2 separate regions of the Homo sapiens genome follow, and region 1 is linked to region 2. Evidence: chromatin loops called from intact Hi-C (ENCODE). Cell type or tissue: ascending aorta. All regions are shown on one strand. Each heading gives the region's core, and the rest is flanking DNA. Links, peaks and the distances in the headings are about the cores only.

The links. Hi-C counts contacts between places; a loop is a spot of excess contacts. Peaks named below come from ENCODE experiments on the same cell type or tissue, not always from the same donor. Only the 100,000 strongest peaks of a DNase experiment are listed, where the experiment ranks them.
Region 1: a loop joins it to region 2, with 7 times the contacts of the local background. A loop is called at or near these places in 1 of 110 quality-filtered maps.

The regions. Positions count from the first base shown.
Region 1 is chr16:13,791,141-13,796,526 of GRCh38, reverse strand. LOC124903646 (a long non-coding RNA gene) reads left to right here. Exons shown (of 2, transcript XR_007064997.1): 2 at 3,369-4,792. Among named protein-coding and RNA genes, the nearest start is that of ERCC4, 130 kb to the left of the region's middle. In ascending aorta, for the core only: a CTCF peak has its summit at 2,604; DNase peaks (open chromatin) are centred at 1,216 and 2,456; H3K27ac peaks cover 2,380 bases.
Region 2 is chr16:13,907,197-13,912,582 of GRCh38, reverse strand. LOC105371093 (a long non-coding RNA gene) reads left to right here. Exons shown (of 4, transcript XR_007065000.1): 2 at 3,855-4,032. Among named protein-coding and RNA genes, the nearest start is that of ERCC4, 10 kb to the left of the region's middle. In ascending aorta, for the core only: no CTCF peak of the experiment used is centred there; a DNase peak (open chromatin) is centred at 2,502; H3K27ac peaks cover 1,697 bases.

The sequences.
Region 1 (5,386 bases), core at 62-5,061, 120 kb after region 2:
AGGGGTCCAGAGGTATCAGGTATGGAAGTCAAGAGGATTCGAAGGAGTGGAGGAGTGCCTTCAATGTGCAAATACATAATATCAGTTATTGGATAGAAATTCTGTAAAGTCCTGTGTTTTATCCAACCCAGAGGGGACTCTTTAGAGTCAGGCAATGTCTGGAAGCAGTATGGTGAAGATAAGTCAGAGATGCAAACTATGTGCTGGACCATACCACTGCTCCTCAGTCCCGTGTCTATGGCAGAACTTGCCAATCAATTGCAACACATATACTCCACTGAGCAAGGATTCAGCCTCATGATTTACCCTAATATAGCCCTTCTGATCTCTACCATAGGGTAAATGGAATTGTCATTTGCAATGAAAATCTATCTGCCACATGAGACTTAAGTATAGTGGCTAAAGCCAGCATTTGGGAGCCATACTGTCTAAGTTTGAATCCTGTCTTTGACACTTAGTAGCTATGTGGCCATGGCCAAGTCACTGACCTCTAGGAACCTCAATTCTCTCCTATACAAAATAAGAATAAAAATAGTACCTTACCTGATAGAGTTGTTATAATGATAAAATAGGTTTATATACGCAAAGGTCTTAGGACAGTTCCTGGCACACAGTACGTATTCTCAGCATGTTTATATTATGGATACAGTTGAGTAAGGCAGCTCCATGTGACAGATAAAGAAACTGAGGTTCAGAGAGGTGGAGTAGCTTGCCCAAGGTCATTCAGGTGGGAAGTGGTGGAGCTGGGGATTTGAATGCAGGTATGGGTAGCATTACTGCTATTCTTTGTGACAATCTGCATTATGAATCCCATTGTGGTCAGTTTTCCTTGCATATCCAGCAGTGTGTGTGTTGGGCTGACATGGAGATGAGGGGCACTGCCAAAGAAGCAGAATGTGGGGTTGAATGGGTGGCATGTGTTGTGAGTGGAGGAGATAGAGAGAAAACATGGAGACTCAGGAGTCTGGCCTTTGATGAAAGAATGGGTTTGCCTTTGATTCTTGAGGGCAGCAGATGGGTTAGGGTTTATGCTGTGCTTCATTACGGGGTGTGTTGGGAAGTAAGAGACATCTGGGAATCCAATTTCCCATCATTCCTTATGGGTACAAGTCAATGGATTATAAGTGAATCATTTAGCCACTAGGCAAATGGGGCTTCCAAAATAAACTATTCCCTTCCCGTCACTTCTGGGCAAGTACCTCTGTGTCTATTTGCAGTACATTGCAAAACTCGCTATCATGTGCCTCTCATTCAGAAAGAGATGCTATTGGTAGTAGAAGTATAAGTACCAGTTCTGAGCCCAGTCCCTGCAGGGTTCTCCCTTGATATTTTTGGAATCCTCCACCACTATGTGAACAAGCCCAGGCTAGCATAATGGATGATGGGAGACATATGGTCAGAGAACCCCCGCCACTGCCCCTGCTGCAGCCAGCCAACCATCAGCCTACCCCAGGAGGAAAACCATCCCCAGGCTGCCCTAACTGACCATCAATTGACCAGTGACCATCAATCTGATGGCTAATTGACCGTTGATCTCAGACACATGCATAAACCTCATTCGAGACCAGCAAATCCATCCCAGGCCAGAAGAATATCCTTGAGAACCCAATCCAAATTGCTGACCCCTGTGGATCAGAATGGTGATGGAAATAAATGATGATAGTTTTGAACCAACCTGAAGTTTTGGAGTGATTTGTTATGCAGCAACATATTACAGATACTTGAACTATGCAGGGATGGGAGGTAAAGCCCAACCAGCCAAAACAGCCAGGAGAATCCAAGGCTTAATTGTAAAAGTTTTGATTTTGCAGCTCCAATATCTAGTCAAGTTTTGCTGAATAAGGGTCATTTTAATTTTAGACTCATGTTGTCTCTGGTTTTCAAACATGGGTGGCTTTAAACCCAATGAAAACTCAGACCCATGCTTCCTTTAGCATGGCAAAGAAGGGGGCAGGGAGGATTCTCAGTGCTTTTCAATCTATAATTAGCTGCTCACAAGAGGTGATGGAGTTGGGGCAAGGAGCTGGAGCCCCAAAACCTATTCTCTCTCCAATTTTCATGAGCAGCAGGACTTTATTTTTTTTTACATATACATTAATCTAAAAATGCATCTTTGTGCACTCACTATGCTCTAGTCAAATACTTTTTTTGAAACTCTGATTGCCAAATCATTAAATGATGAGCATGTTTGTTCAGTGACAGAATCACCTGCTTTAAAAAAGTTTGAAACCCTTTGCTATATGCAATATTTTCTCAGTGTCCTTTTCGGAAGGTGGAAACATTTTCCTGGAAAGTTAATTTTGGCTCTTGTTAATTCAGAGCCATCTGTGTGTCTGCCAAGAGGCTGGCTTGGCTGGAGGAGGGGCAGGGGCTGGCTTCCTTGAGGTCTGGGGGGTTAAGTGGTGCAGGGTAGAGCTTTTGGGTGGTCTGCCTGGCTCACAAGATCACCTCAGAACCTTCCATCTGAAGTCCACCCTCATAGGTCGTGGGGAGTCCTGAACCCCAGCTTCTGGCCCAACTCCCAGCTGCTTCTTGGCATCACCCTTGCTTCTCCCTCTGCAAACCCTGAGTATTCCTTCTGGCAGTGGCTGCAGCCAGAAGGGAGCAGGCTTCCCTGACAGCAGGGAGTTTGACTGCTTCATTTTTCATTCTGCTCCTCGGCATTCTCCTGTCTTCTCTCCAAGTCCTGGCACTCAGCAGCCTGGCCAGAGAGGGAAGCACTAATCTTCCAACCCTTCCCATTCTCTTCTTTCATTCCTTTAGGTATAGATGGCTTGTTTCCTTTCCTGTTATTTCTTATGTACTTTCACACACAGGAGGCAGACATTGGATTAGAATGGAGGAGATGGGGTGCAGGAGACCAGCTCTATGACATTGAGAAAGTTATCTCTCCTCTCTGGGCCACCGTTTTTTTAATAGTGAAGAGGGGGAGTTGGCCCTAGTGCCTCTCAAACCACCTGTTTTTTGCCACCTGCACTGCTGGGACACTACCCCAGGGAGATGAAGCCTGATCCAGGCTGTAGCCGGAGACTTGCTCTCTCTTTGTTAAAAAGGAGATGAGCCAGTGTTAGACAGGTGTCAAAGACTGAGTGACACCAACCTGAGACTTCGTTGTACAGAATGAGAAAGATTGCAGACAATTGAAAGGGAGAGAACTTTCCCATTTTGTGAATCTGTGTTTTAGTGCTTTGTTTGTGTCCCACCTAAAACGATTAGCAACATTGGGACCAAAGGGGAAACGTGGGGATGGAGACCCTCGGACACCTTTTTAAGTTCTAAAGGTCTGTATTTATTTAATGTCTTTGCTCTGTATTTCTTCCAAGTCATTTAAATCCTCCTTATCTTGCTTATCATTGTGTCCTTTCCAGGTCAATGATGGACAATGAACGCCAAACGAACTTGAGAAGTGGTTGCTGAAAGGCGCTGATGTTTCCACGTGAGATTTCTGGGTCACCCTCCTGGTGACTCTTGTGCCTCTGACTTCTATCTGATCCTAAGTCCCTGTGCATTAAAATACAAGCAATTGGCTGGATGCGGTGGCTCATGCCTGTAACCCCAGCACTTTGGGAGGCCCAGGCGAGTGGATTACCTGAGGTCAGGAGTTTGAGACCAGCCTGGCCAACATGGTGAAACTCTGTCTCTACTAAAAATACAAAAATTAACTGGGCGTGGTGGCAGGTGCCTGTAATCTCAGCTACTCGGGAGGCTGAGGCAGGAGAATTGCTGGACCCCAGGAGGCGGAGGTTGCAGTGAGCCAAGATCATGCCATTGCACTCCAGCTCGGTGACAATAGCCAGACCCCGTCTCAACAACAACAACAACAGCAACAACAATAACAACAACAACAAAACACAAGCGATTGTATGCTATAGGAAGATAATTCTGGAGTTTAATTGCTTTAGACTAGAAGATGAATGGATATGCACATGTTCAAAATATCAAAAAAATGTTTTTTGGGCACTGACTTTGAGAACATTATTGCTCTAGATGCCAGGGAACGAGCAGTGAGGCAAACTGAAGGGGAGACAGACAGCAAAAATCATTAGTGTGAGGGCAGAAGAAAGACTCCCCAAGATGTCCATGTCCTCATCACCAGAACCTGTGATTACATGATGTTACATAGCAAAGAGAAACTAAGGTAGCAGATAGAATTAAGGTGGCTAATCAGATGACTCTAAGAATGTGCAAATACATAATGTGAGGTAGTGAGAGTGTCAAAGACTGAGTAACACCAACTTGAGACTTCGTTTTACATAATGAGAAAGATTGCAGACAATTGAAAGGGAGAGGATTTTCCCATTTTGTGTATCTGTGTTTTAGCGCTTTGCTTGTGTCCCACCTAAAACAATTAGCATCGCTGGGACCAGTGGGGAAACACGGGGTGTCCTCATTACCAGAACCTGTGATTACATGATGTTACATAGCAAAGAGGAATTAAGGTAGCAGATGGAATTAAGGTGGCTAATCAGAAGACTTTGGGTAGTGAGAGGGTTATCCAGTTGAACCCAAAGGGAGCACAGGGCACTTAACTGTGGAAGAGGAAGGAAGAAGCATGAGGGTCAGAGAAATGGTCCTGTGAGAGGTATTCGACCAGTCACTACTGGCTTTGAAGATAGAAGGGAACTGAGAGCCAGGGGTACAGGTGACCTCTAAAAACTGGAAAAGACAAGATGGCTCCTCCTCAAGTAACCATAGAAAGGAGCACAGCACCTTGATTTTATCCCAGTGACACACATGTTAGACTTCTGACCTCCAGAATTGTAAGATAATAAATTTGTGTTGATTTAAGCCACTAAGTTTGTGGTAATTTGTTATATTGGCAATAGGAAACTCATACAGTAGGATTCTGCATATAGGAGCAGTGCCTATCTGTGATGCCTTGATTGGGTTCCTACCAGAGCCAAGGGCGCAGATTTGATGACCTTGGGGTGTGTGTGTGTGTGTGTGTGTGTGTGTGTGTGTGTGTGTGTGTCCTGCCCCCTCAGAAGACTCGTTTGCTAAGTTATTCAGAAGTATGTCTATTTCAAGCATGAGAGTTTTCTAAGTTGCTTGCCTTTACTGAAATAAAATACCTCGGGTCATTGTCTCTCTTTCCCCGAGATAAAACCAGTCAAGCATCAAGCTGAATAATTACAACTCTCCCATGGGCAGAGCAATTGGGAGAGTAGCATTTGATCGCACAGCATTTCAGAGAGGAGTGGCTAGACAGCGTCTCATTTTCTCCAGGTGGTGATATGACCTTTAGGTACACAGTAGTTCCTCCTTTATCTGCAATTTCACTTTCTGTGGTTTCAGTCACCCATGGTCAACAGCAGTCTGAAAATATGAAATGGAAAATTCTAGAAATAAACAATTCATAAGTTTTAAATTGCCCACCATTCTAAGT
Region 2 (5,386 bases), core at 131-5,130:
ATATTAACTCCTTATTGGAGTATGGCTGGCAGACATTTCCTTTTAATCCATAGGTTGTCTTTACATATTGTTAATTGTTTGCTGTGAAGAAACTTTGGTTTGATGTAATTCCATTTGTCTATTTTTGCTTTTGTTGCCTGTGGGGTCAAATAAAAAAAAGTCACTGCCTATACCAATGTTATATAGTTTTTCTTCTGTATTTTCTTCTAGTAGTTTTACAGTTTCTGGTCTTACGTTTAAGTCTAATCCATTTTGAGTTGATTTTTATATATGGATATGAGATAAGGGTCCAATTTTATTTTTTTTATATGTGGATATCCTATTTTCCCAACAGCATTTGTTAAAGAAACAATCCTTTCCCTATTGTGTATCCATGGCACCTTTGTTGAAAATTGACTATACATGCATAGGATCATTTCTGGGCTCTCTATTCTGCTCCACTGGTTGGTGTATCTGTTTTGTTTTGTTTTGTTTTTGCCAATACCATGCTGTTTTGATTACTATAGCTTTGTAGCATAGTTTGAAATCACATAGTGTGATAACTTCAGCTTTGTTCTTTCTGCTCATAATTGCCTTGGCTGTTGAGGGATTTTTTTTTTTGTGTGTGTGGTTCATCATGGAATTAAATTAATGTAATCCATGTAGAACATTCAGCACAGTTCCTGACAAGACTAAGTACTCAACAAATAGTGGCTCTATCTAACTGTAATATTGGAAATTGAGGCTCGTAACTGAGGGTTATATAAGCTGATAAGCTTTACCCAGTAAGTCAGGACTCAAACTCCTAGTCCGGGGCTCTTTCTAAAATTGTTCTGCCTCCCCAGATATTCTCCAACTATTCATTTACTATCCTTTTACTACATTGCTACTTTTGACTTGCTAATATTTTATGAAGGGTTTTTACATTTGTTTTCCTAAGTGAAGTGGGGTTTGAGTTTTCTTGTATGTGCTATGTTTATTTGAATTAGATGTCAAGATTACAATAATTTTGCAATGGGAGTCAGGTAGCTTTTTATTTTTACTGTTGAAGAGGGAATCTATTGTTTAAGGATTTGGGAGAACTTGTCTGTCAAACTCTATGGGCCTGGGGCCTTTTTCTCTTTCTTTCTCTCTTTCTCTTGTGATAGACCTTTGACTACTATTGAAATTTCTTTTATGGTAATTAGTTTCTAACTTTTTTATTTTGTCTTGGGCCACCTTACATAAATACATCTGGAAACTGCATTTCGTTTAGGATTTAAAATTTAATAGCACATAAAGTCCATTGTAATCTCTTTTGATTTTTAAATCATGGCAATGCCCACTGGTATGTCATCCTTTACATTGCTAATATTGTTTACTTGTCACTTCTTTGTTTTTCTGAATCAAAATTGCTGAGAGTTGTCTATTTTATGTATCTTTTCAAAGACCCAGCTTGTGTCTTTGTAGGTCAATTCTAGCACTTTTTATATTTAATTTCTATTTTTATTTTTTTTTCAGTGATCTTTGGCTCTATTTTGTTGTTCTTTTTCTAAGCTCTTCAGGTGAATGTTTAGTTCACTCTTTTCTCAATTTTTAAATATGCAATTCTAGTATATTAAGGTATGTGGTTATAAACATCCGTCCAAATACCACTTTGTCTATATCACACACAGTGCTTTCACTGTCATTTGGTTCTAAATATTTTGTAGTTGCTACTTTGATTTCTTGTTTAACCCATTAAATAAAAAGAGCATTTTTAGGTCTTTTTTTTTTTTTTTTTTTTTTTTAGACGAAGTCTTGCTCTGTCACCCAGGCTGGAGTGCAGTGGCACGATTTCGGCTCCTGAGTTTGCGCCACTGCACTCCAGCCTGGATGACAGAGCAACGTCTGCCTCCTGGGTTCAAGCAATTTTTACCTGCCTCAACCTCCTGAGCAGCTGGGATTACAGGCGTGCACCACTACCCCAGATAATTTTTGTATTTTTAGTACAGATGGGGTTTTACCGTGTTGCCCAGGCTGGTCTTGAACTCCTGACCTCAAGTGATCCACCCGCCTCAGCCTCCCAAAGTGCTGGGATCACAGGCATGAGCCACCAAGCCCAGATGGTGTTTTTAGGTTTCTAAATGTATGGAGGCTAGATAATATTGTTTTTTGGTAGATTTATAATTTTATTACACTGTAATCAATATGAGATCAATTTTTATGAAATTTATTAAGGCTTCCTTTGTGGCTTAAACACACGGGCTTTTTGTGGGTACATATTTTATGTGTATTTGAAAAGAATGTATAAACTGTTGGGCTTTGAAAATCTTTTATGCCTTGACAAGAGTTTTCAGTTTCTGAGCATGGTGTGTTACAATCCGTTCTGACTATGGCTGAAAGTACAGATAAGCAGAGTCAACAGTTCTGCAAAAACATTTGAATGGCAAAACCCCAATGATTCCTCACTTAAGAAGAATGTGAAAGCCCTGGACTTTTGTACTGGTGGTTGTGGCACTGCCAGGTGGCTCGATTCTGCACAATGACATTTCCTTGGCTGAGAAGCCCGTGCATTATCCAGAAAGAAGGGCATGTACTTGCCAGCCAGACACAAGCTGATTGGATGGAGGCATTTAGACAGTCAGCCACTATTTCTTTTACTCCCAAGAACAGGCTTTTGCTCTGCTCACTCTTCTGTGGGTAAATGAAACCTCTGGTGGCAGACTTCCATACTTCTAGTCTTGCCTATTGGCAGCCTTTCCTGGGTATTTTGCCGGGTACTCACTCATTGCTATTAATTTTGTGACCAATCTGCTTCCCACTTCTACTCCAGCCCTGTTTCTGTTGAACAATTTGTCTTTTTTCCCCTCCAAAATCTGTCCTTGATAAAGTCCAATCCATTGAACATTTGCAAGTATTGTTACCTTTATGCATACTTTAAGATACAATTTGTGGGCTGGGAGTGTTGGCTCATGCCTGTAATCCCAGAACTTTGGGAGGCCAGGGCAGGCAGATCACTTGAGGCCAGGAGTTCAAGACCAGCCTGGTCAAGATGATGAAACCCCGTCTTTACTAAAAATACAAAAAAATTAGCTGGACATGGTCATGGGTACCTGTAGTCCTGGTTACTTGGGAGGGTGAGGCAGAAGAATCGTTTGAACCTGGGAGGCATAGGTTGCAGTGAGCCGAGATTGTGCCACTGCACTCCAGCGTGGGTGACAGAGCCAGACTCCATCTCAAAAATAAAATGAAATAAAATAAAATAAAATAAAATTTGTTAAAATTCCAATGTGCTGGGGTTGCATTCGTGTTCTTAAATCAGGCTCTGCAGTTTACTATTGCCATGTTCATTAATAAGCGGATTTTAAAAAACATTTTAAATAATAATATTAAAATACTAATATTTTACTATTTTTATTTAAAGTGTACAATTTGGTAAGTTTTGACATATGTGTACATTTTGAAACCATCACCAAAACTCATGAATGTAGGCAATACCCTCCAAACGTGTCCTCGTGCCCTTGTAACCTCTCCCCGTATGAGTGCCTGACACTGGTCCCACTAATTCTTCAGCCTGGTTCTTCCCTGGCCTTGAGCTAACCCTAATATGCACGCATCCATCAGTCCACAGCTGATTTCCCAGGGAACCACTCCAACCTTCTCTCTCAGGCCACGCTCTTTCCTACAGGACTGTTTTCTGCCTTGGTCTTCCCTAATTTGCAGATCCATCTCCTTGACACAGGGCATCTCCTGGGCATTCCGTCCCTGGAAACTCTAGTTAGAAAGCTGGAGCAATCACAGTTTGGGCTCACCTTATTTGTTTTCCACCCTGAGACCCCTGTCCTTCATTGCCTGAAGTCTACTGCCTTGAAACTGCCATTTCACACACTTTGCCGGTATTTTTGTTGTTTCAGGTGTGAGGGTAAATCTGGCCCCCGTTCCTCCATCTTGGCTGGAAGTGGAAGTCCCGGTGGATATTTTTGAGCCCCTGATGTATGCCAGGCACTGCTGTAAGCACTGAGTATTCAAAGATGAACAAAATGATGTGGCCCCAGTCTCCTAAAATTTACTATCAAGAGAAGAAGACAACAGGTAAATAAATACACAAAATTATTATAGATGGTCATGAATGCTAAGAAGTAACCATGGACCAACATGAGAATAATGGGGACAGGAGTTGCTGCACACTAACAGGTGAGGTAAAGTCTGAAGAAGCAGCCAGTCATATGAGGAGGAGGAGGACAAGCCTCCTAGTCATGGAGAACAACTGTGCAAAGGACGTGGAAAGCTTGGCATGCTCTAGGCACAGATGGAAGGTCAGTGTGCCTGGGAGATGTAGGATGACATGGCGTTGGAGAGGAGGGTAAGATCCAGGTCATGGGAGCCTATGAGGCCATCCTAGAGTCTGGGCTGACTTCTAAGCACAATGGAAAGTCACGGAAAGTTTTAAGGAGGAGCACTCCATGATCTAATTTAATTATAGGAAGGTTGCCCAGGCATAATGGCTCATGCCTCTAATCCCCGTTCTTTGGGAAGCTGAGATGGGAGGACTGCTTGAGGCCAGAAGTTCAAGACCAGCTGGGCAACATTGCAAGACCCTGTGTCTATCTTATTAAAAAGAAATAATTGTAGAAGGGTCAGTCTGACTATTGGTGGAGAATGAGTTAGATGGGACAAAAAATAGATCCAAGGGGACCAGACAGGAAGCTGATATATGATTCAGCTGACAGATGATGGTAGACTTGAAAAAGGCAATGCTATGGAGGGATGAGAAGGGAATGGACCTGAGATATATCTGGGAGAACAGTAGACAGATTTCTTGATAGATGGGATGTGAGAGGAGGAGGGGAGGAAAGGAAGCATTAAGAATGACTCCTAGGTTTTCGACTAAAGCAACCATGTGGTTGGTGGTGCCTTTGGTGGGGATGAGGAAGGCTAGTGAGGGGTTGGACATGAGCTGGAGGCTGGAGAACAGGTTTGGGATGGGAAATCAGTAGGTTCATTTAGAATCACGAGTTTCATACAGGAAACCACTGAAAAGTGGAACAATGGAGACATTATAACCAGGAGCAGTGTCTTCTGAGTCTCTGTTGCCTTATCTGTAAATGTGGAATAATAATACCTTCCTCCTCGTTGTTGTAAGGAATGAATGAGGAAATATGCTGAGCATCACTGCATGGCTGCTCAAAAAAGTAAATTTCCTTATACAATTAAAGCAAGCTCTAGGCAAAACCATTAACTAGGTCAGTGGCTCCCAGAATTTGAGTTTATAGACTGAGACAGTAACTTAAAACAATGGATACAACTATGGGTGGCTGCCAAATTCTTATTTTGCCAAGGTAGGACATTAGATAAACAACTACTAACCATGATCATCATCACTTCATAAAAGAAATGACGTTCTAATACCAAAAAAATGTAGGAAGGTTATTTGTTATTTTCAGCT